Linked DNA regions of Mus musculus: region 1 is linked to region 2. The links are chromatin loops, found by intact Hi-C in ENCODE. Cell type or tissue: left cerebral cortex. All regions are shown on one strand. Links, peaks and the distances in the headings refer to the core of each region. The heading gives the core; the rest is flanking DNA.

The links. Hi-C counts contacts between places; a loop is a spot of excess contacts. Peaks named below come from ENCODE experiments on the same cell type or tissue, not always from the same donor. Only the 100,000 strongest peaks of a DNase experiment are listed, where the experiment ranks them.
Region 1: it touches region 2 in a loop (2.9-fold over the local background); 8 of 42 quality-filtered maps call a loop at or near these places.

What each region holds. Positions count from the first base shown.
Region 1 is chr1:183,284,272-183,286,771 of GRCm38, forward strand. It overlaps Brox (BRO1 domain and CAAX motif containing), which reads right to left. Exons shown (of 14, transcript NM_027861.4): 7 at 1,855-1,927; 8 at 766-871. Among named protein-coding and RNA genes, the nearest start is that of Fam177b, 9.8 kb to the left of the region's middle. In left cerebral cortex, for the core only: no CTCF peak of the experiment used is centred there; a DNase peak (open chromatin) is centred at 1,268.
Region 2 is chr1:183,323,735-183,333,886 of GRCm38, forward strand. It overlaps Mia3 (melanoma inhibitory activity 3), which reads right to left. Exons shown (of 26, transcript NM_177389.3): 17 at 9,092-9,193; 18 at 7,899-7,959; 19 at 7,742-7,777; 20 at 7,570-7,637; 21 at 7,358-7,458; 22 at 7,063-7,200; 23 at 6,189-6,257; 24 at 6,012-6,085; 25 at 4,470-4,611; 26 at 2,502-3,919. The coding sequence ends at 3,606. Aida (axin interactor, dorsalization associated) reads left to right here. Exons shown (of 10, transcript NM_181732.4): 10 at 1-767. Among named protein-coding and RNA genes, the nearest start is that of Gm34102, 17 kb to the right of the region's middle. In left cerebral cortex, for the core only: a CTCF peak has its summit at 6,518; no DNase peak of the experiment used is centred there.

The sequences.
Region 1 (2,500 bases), core at 1-2,500, 45 kb before region 2:
GGGAAGTTCAGTCATAATAGCAAAGACAACCTGATGATCTGTTGCAAATTTTCATAGTTTTTCTTTTTCAAATAAATTTTACTGTAACAATTTATAGCAAATATAAACACAGAAAGAGGACACTGATTTTGAGTATCTTTAAATAACTAGCCAATTATTAGCCAAGCACACAGAAATTCTATAAAATAGCATGACATAAGGAAAAACACTTTCAAAGCACTCCAGTTTGAAATACAGCTAAAAAAAAGCTTGGGAAATGACTTTCCTGGTTTTTGTAACTGAAAGATGAAGACTTCAATGTAAGTTAATGATTGGAAGAAGAAAAACAGTAAGCACAAAACAAGAGGAAAGATGAGTTAAAGAATCAATGTTTGGGGCCAGAGCAATGGCTCACAGTTAAGAACACATCTTGCTCTTTCAGAGGAACCAAGTTCAGTTCCCATCATGCATTTTGGAAGGATTCTGGGGATCTGGTGTCCTCTTTGACCTCCAAAGGCACCTGCATACATAACGTAGCCCTACACATGCACATGCGCATGCCTAACAATAAACCTTAAAGAAAGAAAACCCAAAGATTAACATTAATGCTGTCAAAAAAAGTATGCGTTTAAGGAGCGTTAGCTAGAAGGAACTTTCCTCTGCTGACAGCAAAGGAGATGATAAAGATAATAACCCTGAAACCTAATACGGCTTAATCTAAGAATTAGAATCCAATATAAATATTCTTAAAAACAAACAGAAGACACCTTACAGTATTTAGGATACCTTCCTGAGCCTCGGCCTGGCACTGGATGATGTAAGCATCGATGAGCCGAGCCTCCAAGTCCCGCCCCTTTTCTGCTGGTGTAAGAAGTTTGGGGATATGACTTTCCTAGAGAGAAAGAACAGAAACACTATTGTCAAGGGGAAAAAGATACAACTTAGAGATAGGACATTCAGATTACAGACTCACTGGGAACCTAAGTGGACAGACCAAGCTGCAGCTGTGAGCACACAGGCAAGGTGAGTCCTGCGTATTCAAAGTGAAGTGAAAACTAATGATGGAAAGAAAATAACCAAAATTCTACATCTAATTCAGGCTGAAAAGACACCATAAAGCTGGCTCCAAGAGGTCCTCAGTGGTCAGTAGTTGTAACCAGAAGGAATCAGGTGGGCAGTCTCACAGGAAGACACGTTTCCTCAGAGTTCCCATCCCATCTTTAAGCTACCTGACACAGTAAGCACGCACTGACCGGCTGGCCAGGGAGAGACCTGGCGCGCACCGTCAGCCGGTTCTGTGGAATTGTGACTGCTCCTCGCAACTGCAGAGAGCAATGCGCAACAGCACAGGCACTGATTATCTGTTTTGCTTTCACCTAGCGTGAAGGACTGAAGAGGAAGCAGAATATTACAACTTAACACTTCTCGTTATGAATTAGCAGAGAGCTACTAACACTCAGTGCTTGGCTGTAGCCCATCTATAAGGCCGTTAGTATATAACAAGCAGGTAGCGCAGACATAAGCATTCACATCTGCACACAGCCTCCTAAGACTGCATCCATGCTGAGTCTGAACGGACAGTTCCCTGAACAATACAGAAGAACAAGTACTCACGGAGCACTACACTGTGCTAGACAAGAGATGATTTCAGTATACAGGATGTGCACGGCTTACATGCAGAGACCCCCATCATTTTGGAAAAGACACTTATGTATCTGGTCTTTGCTATGGAGATGTGGAAGGGGCAGTCTGTTCTTGAACCAACGCCCTGCAGTCACTGGAGAGACTGAACTACCTCCTGTGACACAATGGCGTTACTAATCCCTCCAGACAGTTCAAGAATTAACGCCCCTCCTCCTCTCCCCCTTACTGTACCTTTAAATGTTTAAAAATCCCAGCTGCAATTTTTAGGCTTCGGTGAACTTCTTTTGCTTCATCTTCTGTTATGCTTTAAGACAGTAAAGTTAGTTAGATGATGAATCTTATTTCTGGAACTAAAAGCCAATGTGTTATCAGAACACAGAGGCTGAAGAGATGGCTCCGGGGCTAAGAACACTTATGGCTCTTGCCCGAGACTTGGGTTCAGTCCCCAGCACCCACATCAGGCGGCTTACACTGCCTTTGACTCTAGCTAGAGATGGCCCCATGGATGTGCACGAACCCACACACGGACACATCATTTAAACGCATCAGAAAAACAAAGTAGTTATTTGTCTTGTTATTTTCTTATTTAAAAAAAAAATCTAACTTGATATTAAAAAATAAAAATCACATAAAACATATCCCAAGACTCTGTGGATGAATAGAGACCTTGCCTAGAAATGCTAAATGATCTTATTTTCTTTCCAGATTGTTCTGTCATAAACAAATACAAATTATTATGAACTTAACACACATGGTAGCTATAGGCACTGGTCATTTGTATCATTTTACATCAGCAACCATGATTCATTTTCAATGGCTGTATATTATTATGGATGGATGAATCATAACTAATTGGCCAGTTTCCTAATTCTGTATC
Region 2 (10,152 bases), core at 5,071-7,570:
TCAAGTAAATAACCACAAGGAAGATGTCTTAAACTTGTCCTTCAAGAGATCTAGTCTTGGCTTTCATTCAGCACCTACTAGGCCACTGTTTACTAGATGGAGCTTAATAAAAACTGTATTTCAGGTTCAACCTGAAAAAAAATCCACAACCAAATTAATCTTGATTGGGTAGTTCCAACTGCTAAAATCATCCCATCTATAATAGCTCTAGGGGGAGGAGATTTTTGCCTTAAATTAGCTCACTCTCCCACTCAGGCTTTGAGTTGTAGGTCCCCAGGCTGTAAGCTCCTGGGGCAAGAGTTGTAGCTGTCATGGAAGGGTCTAAGGTACTTGGCAGTACTCTGTACCTGGGGAGTACTCAGTACATTTTGTTTGATATTGCTGACTAGACATAAAAATTAATTCCTTAAAACCTATTATTATTAAAACGTAGCAAAGACTGTACATTGTCCTTTCTCATTTCTTACAGATCATAAAAGACAAATAGCAAGGTGGTAATTTTCTGTGCTACAGCACTGATCATTCACACAGCATGGCATATATGAACCACAAATGCCTGCCGTCAGGGTTAATAAAGCACTTTAGTGGAACATGATATTAAAAACTAAAGCTCGCCAGGCACTGGTGGTGCACATCTTTAATCCCAGCACTCGGGAGGCAGAGGCAGGCAGATTTCTGAGTTTGAGGCTAGCCTGGTCTACAGAGTGTGTTCCAGGACAGCCAGGGCTACACAGAGAAACCCTGTCTTGAAAAAAAACCAACTAACCAAAAAAAAAAAAAAAAAATTAAAGCTCAGCTTTAAATCAGACCCGAATGACAAGATTGTCTTAAAGCAGTGAACACAAAAGCACTCCCCACTTCACAAGTTGAGTTTCCGTTGTACTGAGCAATAGCCTTGTCTCTAGCACAGATGCTTTCAAGGTGAGGTGTGGCTCCTTCCTAAAGAGCTTTAGCTATTCAACAGAGAAACAGCGGGAGGGGACTTCTGAAACAAGAACTTTTAAATGGAAGAGTCCGACTCAACTGAGGTATCCTGTCCTCTGTGCCATCCGTAGACAGACAGGCTTCTGTAGCACAGGCCTCGTCAGATGGGGCTGAGGAAAGGCAGTAATCGACTGGCTCAGAGGGCACAGAAATGCTACAACTGAGGGTTCTACACATATTTCTGATGATTTTTATGATGATAGAATAACTAAAGGCCTTTAGAGGGAATATCCTAATTTTGAATATTAAAAAAAAAGGTTTACCTTTACTATTTGTCTTCTTAGCTTGTATAATTTTTATTTTATATGCCTTCTAAATTTAGGTTAGTCAAGATAGCTGAGGCAGGAGGATAGCAAGTTTGATCAAGCCTGGACTATATAGGTGAGACCTTATCTTTAAAAAAAAAAAAGGTAAAAATTATAAACTATATTTTTACTATTTTGTGTCCCAAGATTGACAGATACTTTCAAGAAGTTGTGTTTGCAATTTAATATTATTTTTATATGGTTAAAAATGGCATGTGTGGCTAAAGAGATGGTTCAGGAGTTAAAAAGCACTTTTTGATCTTGCAGAGAACCGGGGTTCAGTTCCCAGCACCCACATGATGGCTCACAACTGCCTGTAACTCCAGTTATGGGGATCTAGTGCCCTCTTCTGGCCCCATGGGTACCAGACACAACACATGTTGCACATACATACATGCAAGCATGCAAGCAAAATGCATGTGCATAGCATAGAAAATAAAGTTTCAAATTATATATACTCTCCTGTGCATTTTCTTATAAAATCTTGTGTAATTCTGGATTGGGGTCAGGCAGGCTGAACTCTTACTCCCTTGGACCTCCTGCATTCAGAGAACCTGTCTTTGTATGTCTTCAGTCATCGAAGATTTTATTTCACATTGAAGCTTTTGCTCATTTTTTTCAAAATCTCCAGTGGATTTAACTTCCCAGCAGTGGCATGATGTGCCCTTGGTTTCAGTCATTGCTTCACAGGACTTTAGAGAGTGCAGTGTCACAGTGAGCTGTTTTCACTTGTTATAGCTTTAATTACTGCAGCTTACACGGCTGCAGCAATTCACCTCGCTCACAACAGCCGTGTTACTGAGCTCAGCCCGTAGTTCAGGATGTACACTGGTTTTCTGATCTTTCTGCCTTATGGCAGCTTCCTGATTCTTTGCCATACTCCTTGAAAATCAGCTGCAAGGTGATATGAGAGAAAACAGAATAGACATTTCTAAAAAGAAATGATCTTACAGTCATGGCATATGATTTTTATCTTGTTAGTCACCCTTAGCGAAAGAATGGTTTTAAAAGCAACAAAATACCAGGTCGAATAATTTTATGTCAATTTTTTCCCCACACGTGCTGCAGCATGTGTGTGTGTGTGTAGGTCGTGGGAAGTGGTTCTCTTCACTAGGTGGGTCCAAGGAGTCAAACTCAAGCTGTCAGGCTTGGCAATAAGTGTCTTTACCTGCTGAACCATCTTATTGGCCCAAATAATTTTTTTTTTCTTTCAGTTTTTGAGACAGATTCTATGTAGCTCTGGCTGTCCTGGAACTCAGATATATGCCTGCCTTTGCCTCTCAGGTGCTGGGATTAAAGATGTGAGCCACCACACCCACTCCAAATAATTCTTGATAGTAGTACAAATTCATTCATTCTCAAGCTATGAGCACCAAGAAAGGGCAGTCATCTAGAATGAGTGGGGCCTCTGGCTTATTTGAAAGCAGAGAGGGGGTTGGAGAGATGGCTCAGCGGTTAAGAGCACTGACTGTTCTTCCAAAGGTCCCGAGTTCAAATCCCAGCAATCACATGGTGGCTCACAACCATCTGCAATGAGATCTGGCGCCCTCTTATGGTGTGTCTGAAGACAGCTACACTGTACTCATATATAATAAATAAATAAATCTTTTTTTAAAACAAGAAAAGAAGAGGAAAAAAAGAAGAGGAAATTCCTGGTAGAGCTCACTGATGACTTTGAAGGAGAACTCAACATTGTCACATGGGATGTACACAGCCCACCACTGTAGTTCCAGAAGTATAGTTGTCAGGTTTCCCAAATGATGCATGTCTCAGAGCAACCCAAAGAATCAGCAGACACTGGGAAACAGTAATAAACCAAGTTTATGAACTATTACTACAAAGAACTTTAGCAACGGGACAGTTTATGATCCTTGAGTAAACTTTTCTTTTTAGCGTAACAGTCTTTGAGACACAAATGGAGCTGTAAACACCTTGCTCAAATCAGCTGGCATACACTACACCAAGGCCATGGAAATACGTGTTCTTAAAGCATTTCCACAGGAAATGTTCATACTTGATATTCTAAATCATTTAGCAATCATTACATATGCTACATGAACTAAACACAGGTATTCTTTATTGCACATTTCAAAGTTTGAAGGATATTCTAGCTTAAGAGGTGATTTTTTTTTTTTTTTTACTTAGAAGGGAAAATAATATATTTTTGTTTGGCTCAAAAATGCAAACTGCCAAGGCAGCTTAGTACTAAAAACAATCTTTGTAAAACAAACTTAGATTTTGATGCCAACGAAATCCTTTGCTGTAATGAATAACGCACTGTCCACTTCCTCTCTGACTCATCGATAGAGGTCAAAGTCAGGGGGTGGGCTTTGAAGCCTGTGAGCGGTCCTGGACACTGCTTGGAGAGGCAGGTTTGGCTTCCTCTCTCGGGCCTGAAGGCAGTGAGTCTCTTACAGCAGGTGGTGGTGGTGGGTATTCCTGAGGACCATGGGTTGGAGGTGGTAATCGGGTACCAGGAATAAAGAACTCTCTTGGACCGAGTGAACCTGGAGGTCTAAATGGTGTATGTCCTGGTAAAAATTCCCGAGGATCAAGAGGCAGGTCCCGTTTCCCAGGCAGAACACCTGGTGCATATTCTCTTACGCCTAGTGGTGGATGCATGCCTGGAACTAGAAAAAAAAAAAGCCATTTAAATACCAAGTAACATATTTAAATGAGCAACCATTCCAAGTAGATGAACTCAAGTTGATCTTCATTCATTAGGTTTGCATTGTGTTCTCTGTAACACCTCTTTTCTATCTAGCTAGTCGCACTGAGAATGGAGTTTTCCCTCTTCCATCTCTATTCTTACGTCTCTGTTACAGAGGATGGATGGCAAGCTTTATGTTCTAGGACATGTATATCTGTAACCTACAGAGTGTCACGGCATGAGTCGTCCATCTTTTCTACATAATATGTAGCCACTGCTGTTCAAGTGCACTGCAGATGGAACATTGCTGGCTTTCTTAGATGACCCCTTTCCTTGTCTAGCCATGCGCAGCTGAGCTTAGGTGTGAGATTAGATAGCACCTATGTGTGCTCAGAAAAGTGGGGGTAGGTTACAGTGTACTCTTAGCTTTAGTCTCAGTCGGGAAGTTCTATGATAGCAACTACTTTAGCAAGGAACAGAAAAGATGAATATGTTTTACAAGTAAGTTAAGACTATCCAAATTATCATACCAAATGGTGGAGGAAGTGGGCGAGGCCCAAAAGGCCCACCACATAGCTGGGGAGGTGGTCCATATCGTATGGGTGGTGGCACTGGGCCTCCCATGAGAGGCACCCCTGGAAATGGAGGCGGCCCTTTGGGAGCCATATTAACCTGCAGGAAAGAAGTAATTAAAGTCTGGAAATGCTTTAACATGACAAAGTATCAACTGTAAACTGGCACTGTCCAAAAAACTGTCAGTGTAACACTACCTCACCCCATATTGCCAGTGACAACCCAGAGAGGTTAGAAGGATGCTGCAAGCAGTGACTAGGATCCTGCCATACACACTGCAGTCTGTATCAAAAGAGTGCTCTCAAATCTCTCATGACTATAATTCCAGATTAAGAATATAGGGAACATTGGGATATAATGCATGTAGAAAAATTAAAACAAAAGATATGCAGTTATAACTAAATTTTTAAAAAAAGAATACAAACAACATTAAAAATGTGTATCTATACAGTGACTACCACCATTTCAGGGTTCAGTGGGCCTTTGCTACATTATTCAAATGTTCATTCATATCTTCCAGTCTGTGTGAGTATCTTGCTTTAAAGACTGAGCAAGCACAGGCAAGAAGAGTTCAGCTGATTTACTGGAGGTTATACTGAAAGAGGGTAAGCTGGAATTCAAAGGCCAGCTCTAAGGCTGTACCTGCTCCCTCCCTCTATAATTTAAGTCTCTAGTCTCTGAAGTCTTCTGGAAAGGCACTTAGGGCTCATCCAGACTGGCTTTGGATAAAAAGACTTCTCAAGAGGTTCCCATCCCTGGAACCCTGCGCTGGAACTTCACAGTGTTAGCAGCACAGTGGTATTTATGTACATTATTAGGAAGACGAAGCCCCAGTAAGGACCTCCACTGGGTAGCATCACTGCACACTGCTGACAGGAGTCCCTTTCTGTGTTAACACAGTGAGCGCAGCAGGCTCAGCACCTGCTCAGCACTAGCCACGCGTCTCAGAGCACGCACTTCTGTGGACAGTGCTCAGGACAGGTTTCTGTTTGTAAACAGTCTGATTTCATAGAATTCAGAACAGTTTTCCAGGTATACAAATGCAGGGGTTTTTAGCAGCATAGTTCTAGGCAGATAATGAAAACAAATCATGTGATTTACTGTGAGTTATTTCACTCAGAGCTTTCAGCAAAAAGTACACAAGTGCTCTAACTTGGTAATTTAACACAACAGGAAAAAGGACATCAACAACCAACTACTGACTCAGTGATACCCCACAGTCACTGGAGTAATGCTGCATCTCAAAGAGTCAACAAGGTGAGTAGCATGCATTATAAGCTGTCTATGGACAGACCAAGCAGAGTCAAAGGGCACTCCAGTCCTCAATCTAAACACTTACTGCTACTGGATGCCCAGCTAAAGGGGCCATGCTGGAAGCTGAGGGGCCTTCGGGCTCTTGAGGAACAGTTTGCTTTTAAAGAAACAAATAGTCAAATAAGAGATGAGGAGGAGCCCGACCAGAAGGAGCTGCTCATCTGCCTGTCTGCCTGAGAGCTTACCTTGCCCTCATCCACGGCCTTAGCGGGAGAAGAGCTCCTGGAGCTGCTGTTCACCACAGGAGCGGGACCCGGGTCTGTGAGAGGCCAGAGAACTGACTTAGACTGGCTCTGGCTGGTACACTGACAACAATCAAAGCCCCACATGCACGAGACTCGGAAATTACTTAGGCCCCTTACCAGAAGCAGAGTGTTTGCCAGATGCCTCTGATGGCCATCGAGGGCGAGGTAAATGCCTGTCCAGTGACCCTTGAGAAAGAAACAACAGAGCCATTGGCATGTCGTTCTCAGAGGGAATAAACCTGTTGTGAACAGGGCTCAACTAGAAATGAGCATTACAAATAGATCTCCTTCTGGATAGGCAGCATATGCCTGCAGTCCCAAAGAGGAGCCTCAATAGACAGGTCACAGTTTATGAAAAGACCTCAAGTATTAAAACAAGAATTGCCTCCATTTTTGTAAATTTAAAATTCTTTTCCTTTATTTTATATGTATGGGTATTCCGCCTGCACATATGTTTGGTTCCATGTGTGCAGTACCCATAGAGGCCAGAGAGGGTGTCAGATCTCCTAGGACTGGAGTTACAGGTGGCTGTGAACTGCCATGTGGGTGCTGAGAACTGAACTCAGGTCCTCTGGAAGAGGAGCATGTGCTGCTAAACAACCAAGCCACCACTCTAGCTCTAGGAATTGCCCTCGTTTTAAAGCTCAGCACTGAACTTTATATTGAGAATACTGGTGCTTCAAGCTAAAGATTTAATAGCACTGTACTGGCAGAATTTTCCAGTCTGACTCCTAATCTTTCTAAGCATCAGACAGAATTAGAGTAAGATGACATTTCATATTCACAGTTAAACTTTAAAGAATATATAACTCTTAAGCAATGTGGGGGCCTCTAGGAGAATATAAATCTTTCTGTCCTGCAGAAGAGCTTACAGTGACCCATTTCTCTATGAGGATTGACTAAGACATATTTTCTATTGACAGACCTAAATTCTAACACGGCAAGTACACACTCAATGTACTGTAGTGCAAAGGAGTACGTCAGTGCTCACCAAATTCACTTCTAGGAGTGTCTCTTCGACTGAGTGTGGCAGAGAGAGGTCTCCCAGGCGGCTCTGCTGGTAGGGGAGGGGAGCATTCCCCACCACTCACAGGGGATGGGCCAAAAGAGCCATTCTGGCTCAGCAGACCTGAAGACAGCAATGCCTGGTTACCACTCTATGTCAGCCCCTTCCCTCCAGTAAGATCGGGAGTCTTTCTAGGGCATCAGACCTAACACGGAAGTAAAATTTAATTCACACACATTCCACACCAGAATCCTGCTGCCATGTGCAGAGCGCTCCCTACCTCGCCGGGGAGGGTTCTGTGTGTTCGGTCTTCCTGGCATCGGCTTTACAATCACGGGCTCATCTTGCCTCATTGCCATCTTTTGAGTCATTTCCAGTAATCTTGAATATTGAGAAACAATGGACTTGAAATAGCAATCAATTCCTTATTAGATACCAACTAGCACTCAAGCACCATAAAAGCACTCAAAATCAGATATCAAAATTCCGTACTTGTGCCTTAAGTTAGCAGCTTCTCTCTTCTCCTCTGCCATGGCTCTCTCTGCAGCACGAGCTTTGAGCTATTGAAGATATTGAAGAAAAAGGTATTGTGATTCGGGTGTGAAAGGCTGTGCACAAAAAAAAAAAAAAAAAGAAAAAAAAAGAAAAAAGAAAAAATCCTTACCCAATTATCATGAGCTTTCTTCTCATGAGCAGCAATCTGAAAAGATAACACACCGATTACACAGTCACTGTTCTTCATAATGCCCATTTTAACATGTATTAGCGATCCAAAAAGAAAAAAGAAAGCTGCAGCTGATGTAGTCTAATATAGTTTGTACCTGGTTTTTAAATGAACGTTCTGTTTTCTGTAATTCTTCTTCCATTTCTTCGATTCGCCGCCTAAGAATTACATTTGGCATTATCAATTAAAACACTAGATAAAACTTGCACAATCCACTCTTGCTTGCTTGCTCTTCCCTTCTTGCTCCGGCTCAGAGCTTCTTGTCCCCTTGCCCTTCCCTCTCTTTCCTATTCCCTTTCCCCTCTGTCCACGTGCTCATGGCCAGCCTCTTCTTCTCTTCTCTCTCTCTCTCTCTCTCTCTCTCTCTGCCTTTCTCTGCCTCTGCTACCCTCTTAACTCCCCTCGCATACCCTGAATAAACTCTATTCTATACTATTAAAAAAAAATTGGGACAATCCAACAATGTTCCCTTAACTCTGAATAGCTACAGTATTAAAGATACCACCAGACATACAAAAACTTGTTTTAAATAGATTTAGTCAAAGTACAGTAAAATCAAAATGAAAAAAAAAAAATTCCCTGTCACTTCATGGCTAGAGATTCTTAGATTATCATTTCCTTAATGGTCTTCAAGATATTTTCATGACAGCCTGCTATGAATATTTGCTTCTACACAAAGATACAAGTGTTTCTTCTTTCTTCTAATTGACAGGAAATTAAACAGACTACTGGCTCCTGAGTGATTATTCATCAAGTGGAATAATCATGGCAGTGATTTTCACATAGCAAACTGCTTTCATTAAAGAATCACCCTAATATAGTGGTTTTCAACCCTGTGGGCTGCAATCCCTCTGGCAAACCTCTATCAAAAAATATTTATATTATGCTTCATAACAATAGCAAAATTACAGTTATGAAGTAGCAATGAAAATAGTTTTACGGTTAGGGTCACCACAACATGAGGAACTGTATTAAAGGGTTGGAGCATTGGGAAGGTTGGGAAGGGGATATATAAAATTCCTCCCCACCCTGCTGCCCCAGAGCCATCTGCAGGAAACAAGGGCCTTTATAGTCCTATTAGTGTGTGGGCTAAATAAATTTATCATTTTTCATCTATGAAATTTTCCCCCGGTGACTGAATGGACTCACATCCCCACCTCCCTCACTATTCTGTGCTGTTCTCTTGTGCACATTTTCTCCCATTTAGAAAGCAAGCAGAGCCCTGTGCAGAGCCCTGTGCAGAGCCCTGTGCAGTGCCTGTGCAGAGCCCTGTGCAGAGCCTGGACTTACTTGTACGTTTTCACTTCCTCTGCAGCCAGAACCACCTTCTCATCGGCCGCCGTGAGCCTCTGCTCTCTGTCTTGCCGCTCATACTCTTCTTGACTCAGTTTCCTAGGAGGAAACCAGTTACAGGTCAGTGTCCTTCCTTCCCGCAGCTGGCTCTTGTCCAACTGTCCTTTCCTATCCTTCACTGTTAGTTGTTGGTTCACTGGGTATTTTGTTTTGGTTTTGTTTGTTTCTCTGCCTAGCCCTGGCTACTCTGGAATGCGTTCTGTAGATCAGGCTGTCCTGGAACTCAAAATCTGCCCGCCTCTGTCTCTCAAGTTCTGGCATTAAAGGTGTGTGCCACAAGCACCCTGCTCCCTATACTTCCTTCCCTTAATGCCCAGACAAATGAAATCATACAAAGTTTTCAAATTTTCCCTTATATCTAAGAAGTCAAACTCTGACCTCTTGGCAAGCCAGAAGTCATTTACAATGTGTCCCACAATTTCCTCTAATAATAAAACCACCATAAAAATCACTGTGCTTGGGGGCTGGTGAGATGGCTCAGTGGTTAAGAGCACTGACTGCTCTTCCAAAGGTCCTGAGTTCAAATCCCAGCAACCACATGGTGGCTCACAACTATCCATAACGAGATCTGATGCCCTCTTCTGGAGTGTCTGAAGACAGCTACAGTGTACTTACATATAATAAGTAAATAAATCTTAAAAAAAAAAAAAAAAATCAATGGGCAACACGTACTATAGGTGCTGAAAGCTTCCTGTCCTGTAGAAGCAGCCGTCCCACTCAGCTAAAGCAGGGCAAATACATCTTTTTGCCCTGGAAAAGGTATTAATTACTTTTTTAAATATTGTCCTGGAAGAACTGTTGTATAAAAAGCTAGGTACCCATGCAGGTGCACACCTGTAACTCCAGCAGGGAAAGGCAGGGGCAGGCAGATTCCTGAAGCTCACTGGCCAGCCAGCCTAATGGAATGGATGCTCTTCTGATCAATAAAAGATATTACTCAAAAAATAAAGGTGAACCTCAAAGGGGGAAAAGACACCCAGTTTTGACCTCTGACCTCT